Regions from separate parts of the Homo sapiens genome. Here region 1 is linked to region 2. The links are chromatin contacts, found by Hi-C or POLR2A ChIA-PET in ENCODE. All regions are on one chromosome and are shown on one strand. The core of a region is the stretch at or near the end of the contact, and the rest is flanking DNA. Distances in the headings are between cores, read along the strand shown.

Region 1 (4,108 bases), core at 689-3,188, 240 kb before region 2:
CATTTCTCAGCATAGCAGGGCACTGTATGGTCTCTGATGCACTACTCAACCCTCTAGTTGTAGTAGAGGGAGCCACAGACAGTACATAAATGCATTGGGCAGAGCTATATTCCAGTGAAACTTTATTTACCACCATAGGCATGGGATTTGGCCCATGGGTTGTAGTTTGCCAATCCCTGACACAGACCAACATAGACTGGGGGCTGGATGAAAAACAAATAACGATGTGTCATTTCTTTCTTTAACATAAAATAAATTCAATATGGTACAACACTGATTTTTGGAAAGTTGCTCAGAATGTTTAATTGCCTACAGTTTCTCACCACAAAGTTTTTTATTTTTACTTCAGATTTTAAAATTCAGCACTAAAGGCATTGAACCATTGAAAATAAAATTTTATTAAACTGCTTTTTTCCCCTACTTTTGGCTGATTAAACCAGACCCATAATACTAATACTTTAAAGACAATCTTTATAGGCAGTTTTTAAATTAAATTTTTTTTTTTTTGGTCTGTAGCAACAAGGTCTCACTGTGTTGCCCAGGCTGGTCTCAAACTCCTGGCCTCAAGTGATCCTCTCACCACAGCCTCCAAAACTGCTAGGATTATATAGGCTTGAGCCACTGTAGCCAGCCAACACACATTTTAAGTGATAAATATATTACATTGCACATTTCACATCTACTTGTACATCAGACCATTTAAAAATGTGTTATTAGGCCAGGCTTGGTGGCTCACACCTGTAATCCTAGCTTGGGACGCCGAGGTAGAGATTGCTTGAGCCCAGGATTTCGAGACCAGCCTAAGCAACATGACAAAACCCAGGCTCTACAAAAAAATACAAAAATGAGCTGGGCATGGTGGTGCACGCCTGTAGTCCCCGCCACTCGGGAGGCTTAGGTCAGAGGATCACCTGAACCCAGGAAGTCGAGGCTGCAGTGAGCCATAATTGCGCCAGTGCACCCCAGCCTGGGCAACAGAGCAAGACGCTGTCTCAAAAACAAAACAAAATTTGTGATATTTAGGAACCAAAGATTACAACAACTCTAGTAGGAATTCTAGTCACTGACCTGTTTGTTTTCCTGTGACCCATTTTTAGGTTTAATGCCCATCTGTGATATGAAGAGGCTGTAAAACTTCTCTCCCCAACTTTATGATTTATTCATACTTCATGACAAATGTACACAGCCCTCAAAATGTAAAAGCTAGAGAAACTCCAGAGAAACCAACAAACTTAGTAGAGCTGAAGTCTAGATTTCAAATAACATGGTCATTTTACTTGAAATCTGTAATTGCAGCAGGCAATACAATTCCAATAAATTTTTTAAAATGCATGTAAAATAAGATTTAAGAGTAATTTGACACTCAGTAAACAAAATTGTTTAGCTTAAAAATACAGGGATAACATTTCTAAAATTTAGGAATTATTTTGTACCATAATAATGCTGAATTTTTCACACTAGTTACTGCTAGATATAGTATTTGTAGCTATGTTAGATAAAATGTTGGCAGATCCTTGACTGAGGCAAGACCATTGGTTATTGAGGAAATGGTTTGAGATTATATTTGTTGATCTTAAATCATTCAAAACGTTGTGTCCTTAATTTGTCATCAAGCTGCAAACAAGGGGAAGATTTTTATCTGTTCTACAGGAATCCACTGATGATAGCAACTGCAGAAGTAGTCAGTCTTTTCTTCTTATTCCAAGATTAGGAAGTAAACATAGAAGTTCATCACGTAAACTTATTTAGGAATTAAAAAGAAAGGAAATAATATGTATTCAGGATGTACTATACCAGGCTATAATAAGTCATCTAATAAAAGCTCAGCCTACCTTTTAAGGGTGTAGGTGGCCCTCAGTCGCAAAAAGCTAACCAGGTGCCAAAGCGAGATTCCCATTCAAGCATGTGACACCAGAGCCCTTACTGTCAACGACAAAACCACATAAACCTTTCCTTTGACTATGAGGGCATACCATAAAAATGAATTGGCATAATTCAGTCTTAGAGTCAAGGAGGAGCACAATTCCTAGGTGGTGGGGTTTTGCCATCTTCAAAAAATGGGAAAAAAAAATGTTGAAGAAAATGTGGACTTGATATTAGATGGGAGACCAAACAGGAGGGACCAGCATTCTGATCTTAGAGGTACTGCATGCAGATTTGATCAGCCATGGGGAAACAGGTCAGTTGGAAAACCCCTGAACTTCTCTGCATCTCAGTACTGCAATAAGAGGGGTGTTAATTATTGTCAGGCATGGCAACTTTTTGATGTCTGTATCTTTAAAAAGAGAGGTCTTCATACTTAATACTGAAAACAGTTGAAATTGCACCCAAAAAGCCCTACCAGATATCCTGACCACCTGCATTTTATTTCAAGGTAGCTTTGTAACTGTCAAAATGTCCTTACTGTACAGAACACTTTCATATGTGGACCAGGACTGCGAGCCGAATGAGCACACCCTATACCTCAGCTAGTCCTAGAATTGTCCTCAGAGGCATTGAAGAGCTGACCTAGTTATATTCTGAACCCTAACATTTTAAGCTACATCAGATCTGGAATCTTTGGGAGTTGAGACCATCAAGGAGCTTAGAGTAGCTTGGCCTCTGAGGACCTTCCATGGTAGCCATGCGTTTCCCCACATCCATGCCGCCACCTTGGGAGCCAACTGGAACATTCATTCTCTGTTAAGTAGAAGGAATGTTCACATTCCTTTCACTCTCACGTTCCCCCATGAGCACTGGTAATGTGGGTTAAGGTTATCTTAAAACAGAATGTCTTACGTCTCAGGAACCCCTTGGTCCTGGACAAACCAAGACTGTTGGTCACATGAGCTTTTGTGCTCAGAGTACCAAGGTTAAGATCTTAGGCAATGCCTGGGACCAGTTTTTCCCATAGAAATATTTAACTTAAGGACAGTGTTTTCCTTGATGCACAATGATGGCTTTAGAAGGGATCTTCTATCTGAAAAACCCTGCCCCTCTCTGTGGCTTCCACACCTAGGCCTCTTCATTCATTTCCTGCTTCTGAAGGCCTCTGAGGGATTTAAACCAACTGCAGCCTTTCTTTACATCTCTGAACATGGCTTAAGGTATGTATGTCTTTCTGTGAAGGAACAGGAGTAGTCTGAAGACTAATAAGCTTTTTGAGAGGATTTCTCAAAAGGAACGTGTGAATTTTTAAACATGGGACCCACACAGGAAAATGGGGGAGATGTGGTAACCACCGATCTCTCTTGTTTATAAATCCATACAGTCAAAGTGGGGGCCAACCCCAATTATTCCAGAATGCCCAGTGTCAGAGTTTTCACTTCTGGTTACAGAAGGAAACCTTACCCACTAACCTTGGCAACCTTTAGAGCTGTGTGACTCCCAGCCCCCGTCTCACAGCATCCCCTCCTTCCCCTTAACATGACCCTCATCCATCTTTTTAAAAATTAGATAGGAGGTTAGAGTTCAGGATGACAATCACATCCTGGTTTACAGGAAATTGAGACCTCCTGAGAAATCATGTCAAGCTATGCAACAGAAAAGTAACAGATGCTTTACAATTGGTGCCTCTGAGCACATTGAGAAACACCAACCAAGATTCTTTTCCTTAATCCGTAGTTGTACAAAGGGGCAGTGAGAGGTCACACTCTGCTGGTGAGCCTGCCGCTGTGCTAAAATTGCCTAGAAGTAAGATGATCACATTCTTCGTTGTCTGTTTGGTCTCCAACTTGAAACTACTGACAAACAGGTAAATACATGATGACGATGGCTGCCACCATGAACTTTGACAATTTTATTCTCTTTCCTTTAGACCAACAGCTGACTTTATGCTCACCACCAAACAGCCCTCAAGTACTGCGATTTGAAAATCAAAGCAGTGTATGGTCAGTTATTAGAAACCTGTGATGAGAAACTCCAGAAGCCATTATTAATTCCCCAGAGACCCCATTCACTTTAAGCAATCTATGAGGAAATTATGTTAAATTCAAGCATGACTGTGCATTTTTACTTAAATGTAAAACATATGCCTGTATTAAAGAATCCCCAAATTCCCATGTGTTCTTAATGGGTGTAGTAAAATACTAGGGTGTACTTGTCAGTCCAGATTTGGGCTACTGGATTT
Region 2 (4,416 bases), core at 1,486-3,985:
GGGTTGCACTGATAAGAAATTACATGATTTCTTGCAGAAGGGTCATTTGTCTTGCTAAAGGACCAGTTTCTCATGACTCCTCCCTCTCCCCACTAATAAACAGCTAAGAAAAGGGCCCTTAGGACATTTTTTTTCACTTATCCATTATAAAAAGTTATTCACAATTCTTAAAGGGACAAAATTTCAATGCAGACATAACATGGCTATTTGCTCAAAGGGAAAAACCACCAAATAATAAAAAAAATCAAAATACAAAAAAAAAATCCTGTATTTTATATTTTGCTTTGGGGTGAATTTTGGTAATTCTAAAATGATATGAATGCATGAATATATCCAGTATTCTGGGTGTTCATTCACTTTATACAGAATAATGAAGGAACAGTAGAAAGCCTGATTTATGATATTCTGGACAGCTTTTTAGATTTACTATACAAATTTTAGCTTAGTTTCTTTTTGCTTCACACTGTGTGCGGTGGAGATTTTAAAAATAGGATAAAGCTTTAATAATAACAGCTAACTTTATTAAGTATGTCAATATGATTGTTATTCTCATTTTATAAATGAGGAAAGAGAACCTTAAAATGCTTAAGTACCTTGCCCAAGGTCACTAGGCTCTTAAGTGGAGAAGCTGGTATTTAGGCCCTGGCCTTCAAAGCCTAACCATTATACTCTACTGCCTCTTATAGTGGCTTTATGAATTATAGACCTTCTTTTGAGTTGTTGATGTTAAATTTTACTCATATGCAGAGCTGTATTTAAATTTAAAAAGAGGCTTATTTTATAACATAGCCACTAATATTTTTCATTGGAATTGCCATCTACCTCTACTTGTTCTCCAGTGTAGATTTAATTCTTATATTCTTTTGTTTAAAAATCTAAGGTCCTAACTGCCCTTAGAATTAAGTGCCCAAAATCTTATGTAGTATTCAGATCCCCTACAACCTGATCCCAGCTTTTATATTTCCATCTTATTTCCTCTCTCTGTAACTTGCTGTTTTCAGTATGCCCCCTAGGATGTTCTCTCTCCCAGCTTCTTTGCTTTTTATTTTTCAAAGCTCTGATAAAAATGATTCACTCCACACAGCTCTCATCTGTGTCCCAGGGCACTTTAAATACATACCTCTTTAAAACATTTATCACATTGAGTTACGGTCATTTGTGTTTGTCTCTCTGTCAAGACCGAGTTTTTAAAAAATATGATTATTTTTATTTCTTGTACCTAACACCAGAAGATGCCTAAAAAGTATGAATGATTACTGAAACAAATTAAAATACAGCATTTAGTAGTAGTTGTATAAATGTTACCAGTTACTTCATTTAGATGTTACCATCAATCACAGAAACATGTAGGCTGAAGCAATGAAATCATAAATACAGTGTTTTAATCTTCCATTGTGTAAAAAGATCAATTTCTATATTGTATGTAAATGTAATATAACATTTTAAATATAGGTTTAATTTTTGAGAAGATACACAGTATACTTAGTGATTAAAAAGTTAGGTATTTAAATCTATGAGAAAATGGGATCATTATTTGGATATTTACCAGTGCTAATCGAAGCAGTTGCTGGTAAAGGCGTTGGAGTTGATGCATATAGATAGAAGTTACTTTTGCAATAAAACATTAGAGTCACCATCAGAACAGAAGACTTGAAAAATTTTATTTGACTCAAATTACAAACTGAGCATTTATGGGTGTCTGTGTGTGCATAGCACTGAATTAGATCATCTGGAGATACAAAAGTGTGATAGATGCTTTCAATATAAAATAAACGTTACATAGCTACTGAACAAGACATTATATAAAGGTTCGTTAATGACCTAAGATGTAAATTTGTTTATAATTTTTATCATAGTTCAATTTCATCTAAACCTTATGTGATTTCAGTGTTTTCCTCAGATTTGTCTCACACTCTAGTCTGGTGATTTCCAGGCTTGTGCCTGTCCCAGCACACCTAAGGAAGAGGGAAAATGTCCATCAATAAGTAACAGGGGTTTACTTTCAGTGGACAGGGTGGATGGAAGGAGAGATTAGCAAATTTGGGGTGAAAAATAAAAGCCCTCCAGTGGTTCTGACAAGCTGTAGCTAGAGGGGGGTGGCAGTTGCAGAAGGGGCAGTTTCTCCGTCTTGTATTTTTTATTTTTTTCTTTGATTCTTGAAAATAAGTTCTTATTTTTGATAAGATGGAGGATTATTATTATTATTATTTTGAGACAGGGCCTCAAAAAAAAAAAAAAAAGAGAGGGCCTCGCTTTGTTGCCTAGGCTGGAATGCAATGGTGTGATCATAGCTCACTGCAGCCTTGAACTCCTGGGGTCAAGCGATCCTCCCACCTCAGCCTCCTAAGTAGCTGGGACAACAGGTGCACTCCACAAAGTCCAGCTTTTTTTTTTTTTTTAATAGAGACAGGATCTCACTATGTTGCCCAGGCTGGTCTGGAACTCCTAAGCTCAGATGATCCTCCTGCCTCAGCCTCCCAAAGTGCTGGGATTACAGGTGTGAATCACCACACCCAGACCCAGCTGTTTTCTAAATTTTTTTGGAGAGGTGGGGTCTTGCTGTGTTGCCTGGGCTAGTCTCAAACTCCTGGTCTCAAGCAGTCCTTCTGCCTCAACCTCCCAAAGCACGGGGTTTACCAGTAGCCTGAGCCCCCATACCTGCCCCTCTCCTGGAAAAGTGCTGAAGTGGGAAAGTTTACAGATTTAGGGAGTCCAAGGAAAAGGTTGAGGTCGAGCTAATAAGAGAAGGAGAAAGGAAAGAGGAACTGAGAAAGGAAAGGGGTCTAGAAGAGCGGTTAGAAATGGGGACTTTGGTTTTCCCCTCAGGCTTAGCTCACTACTTTCTATAAATAAGAGATGTCTGAAAGAGAAGCAGATAAAAGGAGAAAGCCTTCAGCAAATTTGTGAGTTGATAAGCATGGATTGATTGGCTCTGTTGGCCTGGGTTCTTGAGGAGTTTGCTGCTATTTCGGAATTTCTGTAGAGAAACCCTGGCATTGTCAGGATATGGGTATGCCACATGTTTCCCTTCCTCCCCCTTCCCTCCACTCCTTCTTATTACCTAGCTAGCTACACCTGGAATTTTGGTTCTAGAATAATTTAAAAGATACTTTGTCAAGAAAATATCTTTGGAAAAATCATGCATATATTATTTTTCCTTTTTTCTTTTTAACTACTTCCTGGTTCTTTAGGCTCCTCTAATTCTTACATGCATGTGCTTGATCTCTGGGCCATGCTTGCTTCTAGTTAAGTAGCCTTTCAGGATGGTGTTTAATTTATTCTGAGCCCTTTATAATATCCCCTGACAAGAGCATGGAGTGGATAGAGGGAGTCTTAGTCAATATGTATTATAAATAGATTTAGGGTTCACAAAGGTCAGCAGCCTTCATCTCTTGCCCTACCCCCATCACACACAAAAATAAAAATCACAAATAATAAAGGATTTTAAGAGTTATACCAGTCGGGAGTGGGTTCATTTTTTTGTTTTTGTTTTTGTTTGTTTTTGGCAAGCTGAAGTCATCTGTTGGATCCAAAAATGCATAAAAATCTTCAGGCTTATAGAACCAACAGCATCAAAGGAAGAGCAGTGTGACTCAATATTGGGGTGGGGGCAGGTTTGGGGTTTTGGTTGTGTAGAAGCTCCTTATGAGAGAACAGTGTGATGCTTGGAGCTGTGGAGAATCCAGCCACTGCTTTTTCTCTCTTCCTTACCTTATTACTCTTCTTGATTCACCTGGATGTGGAAACTGTCCCTGTTTAAGAGTGGCCTTGTCAATGCTCTCTGTGTATCATGTGTACAGTAGGGAATGTGTCAAGCCAGATGAGTGGTCTCATTGAAACATCAGCAAATCAGTATATCGTAGAATTTAGATCCCCCTTGGAGGTGGTGGTGATAGCTAACTTCTGTTGCGGTCTTAACTGTGGGTCAAGTTTTGTTCTAAGGACTTTGAACATTAGAAACTCATTTAAAACTTAAACCATTCCTGTTGGTGGTCATGTAATCCCATTTTACAGATTATGAAATCAACATTAAGGTTATGTGCAGCTTAGTAAGTGGAGAAGCCAGAAGAACCCACGTGATCTGGCTTCAGGGCCGATACTCAACCACTGTACTTTGGAGAGAATTAGTCATTCTGATACCACTTTTGTTATTAGCTAAGACTCTTTATGTTGCAGGTAACAGCAGTCTAATTAATTCATTTAAATAAAAAGATAATATTATAGGGATATTTGAGTGTGTGTCTGATAACCCAGGAACTGAAATGTTCTGGATATCAGAAACAACAGAAACCAGGAATTCTCTCCAACTCTCATCTATGCTCTCACTCCAAGTGCGCTTTATTTTTTCTCACATCGCAGATTGCTCCTGGCTGCCCACAGCCTGCCTGAAGAACATGACCACAGGCACCCAGAGAG

What was found. Hi-C counts contacts between places; a loop is a spot of excess contacts on that map. ChIA-PET counts read pairs that join two places held with the same protein, here RNA polymerase II (POLR2A). Pooled maps may share reads with other maps.
Region 1: a pooled map shows a loop between it and region 2 (9-fold over the local background). The contact joins two enhancer-like sites. A Hi-C loop is called at or near these places in 5 of 37 single-sample maps with no recorded cell type and 4 of 50 pooled maps. POLR2A ChIA-PET finds 5 or more read pairs at or near these places in 4 of 52 experiments (GM12878, H1, MCF 10A and 1 more).

What each region holds. Positions count from the first base shown.
Region 1 is chr3:23,591,518-23,595,625 of GRCh38, forward strand. It overlaps UBE2E2 (ubiquitin conjugating enzyme E2 E2), which reads left to right. Exons shown (of 6, transcript NM_152653.4): 6 at 1-277. Among named protein-coding and RNA genes, the nearest start is that of UBE2E1, 210 kb to the right of the region's middle. RefSeq lists enhancers at 2,335-2,384, 2,405-2,514. Within about 2 kb of position 1,939, at least 2 of the 41 ENCODE cell types and tissues checked have a DNase peak (open chromatin) inside an H3K27ac peak, as active enhancers do; they include GM12878, where a contact is called at or near this core.
Region 2 is chr3:23,826,941-23,831,356 of GRCh38, forward strand. All of the region lies in intron 3 of UBE2E1 (ubiquitin conjugating enzyme E2 E1), which reads left to right. Among named protein-coding and RNA genes, the nearest start is that of UBE2E1-AS1, 22 kb to the left of the region's middle. RefSeq lists enhancers at 2,470-2,899, 3,819-4,028. Within about 2 kb of position 2,736, at least 2 of the 41 ENCODE cell types and tissues checked have a DNase peak (open chromatin) inside an H3K27ac peak, as active enhancers do; they include GM12878, where a contact is called at or near this core.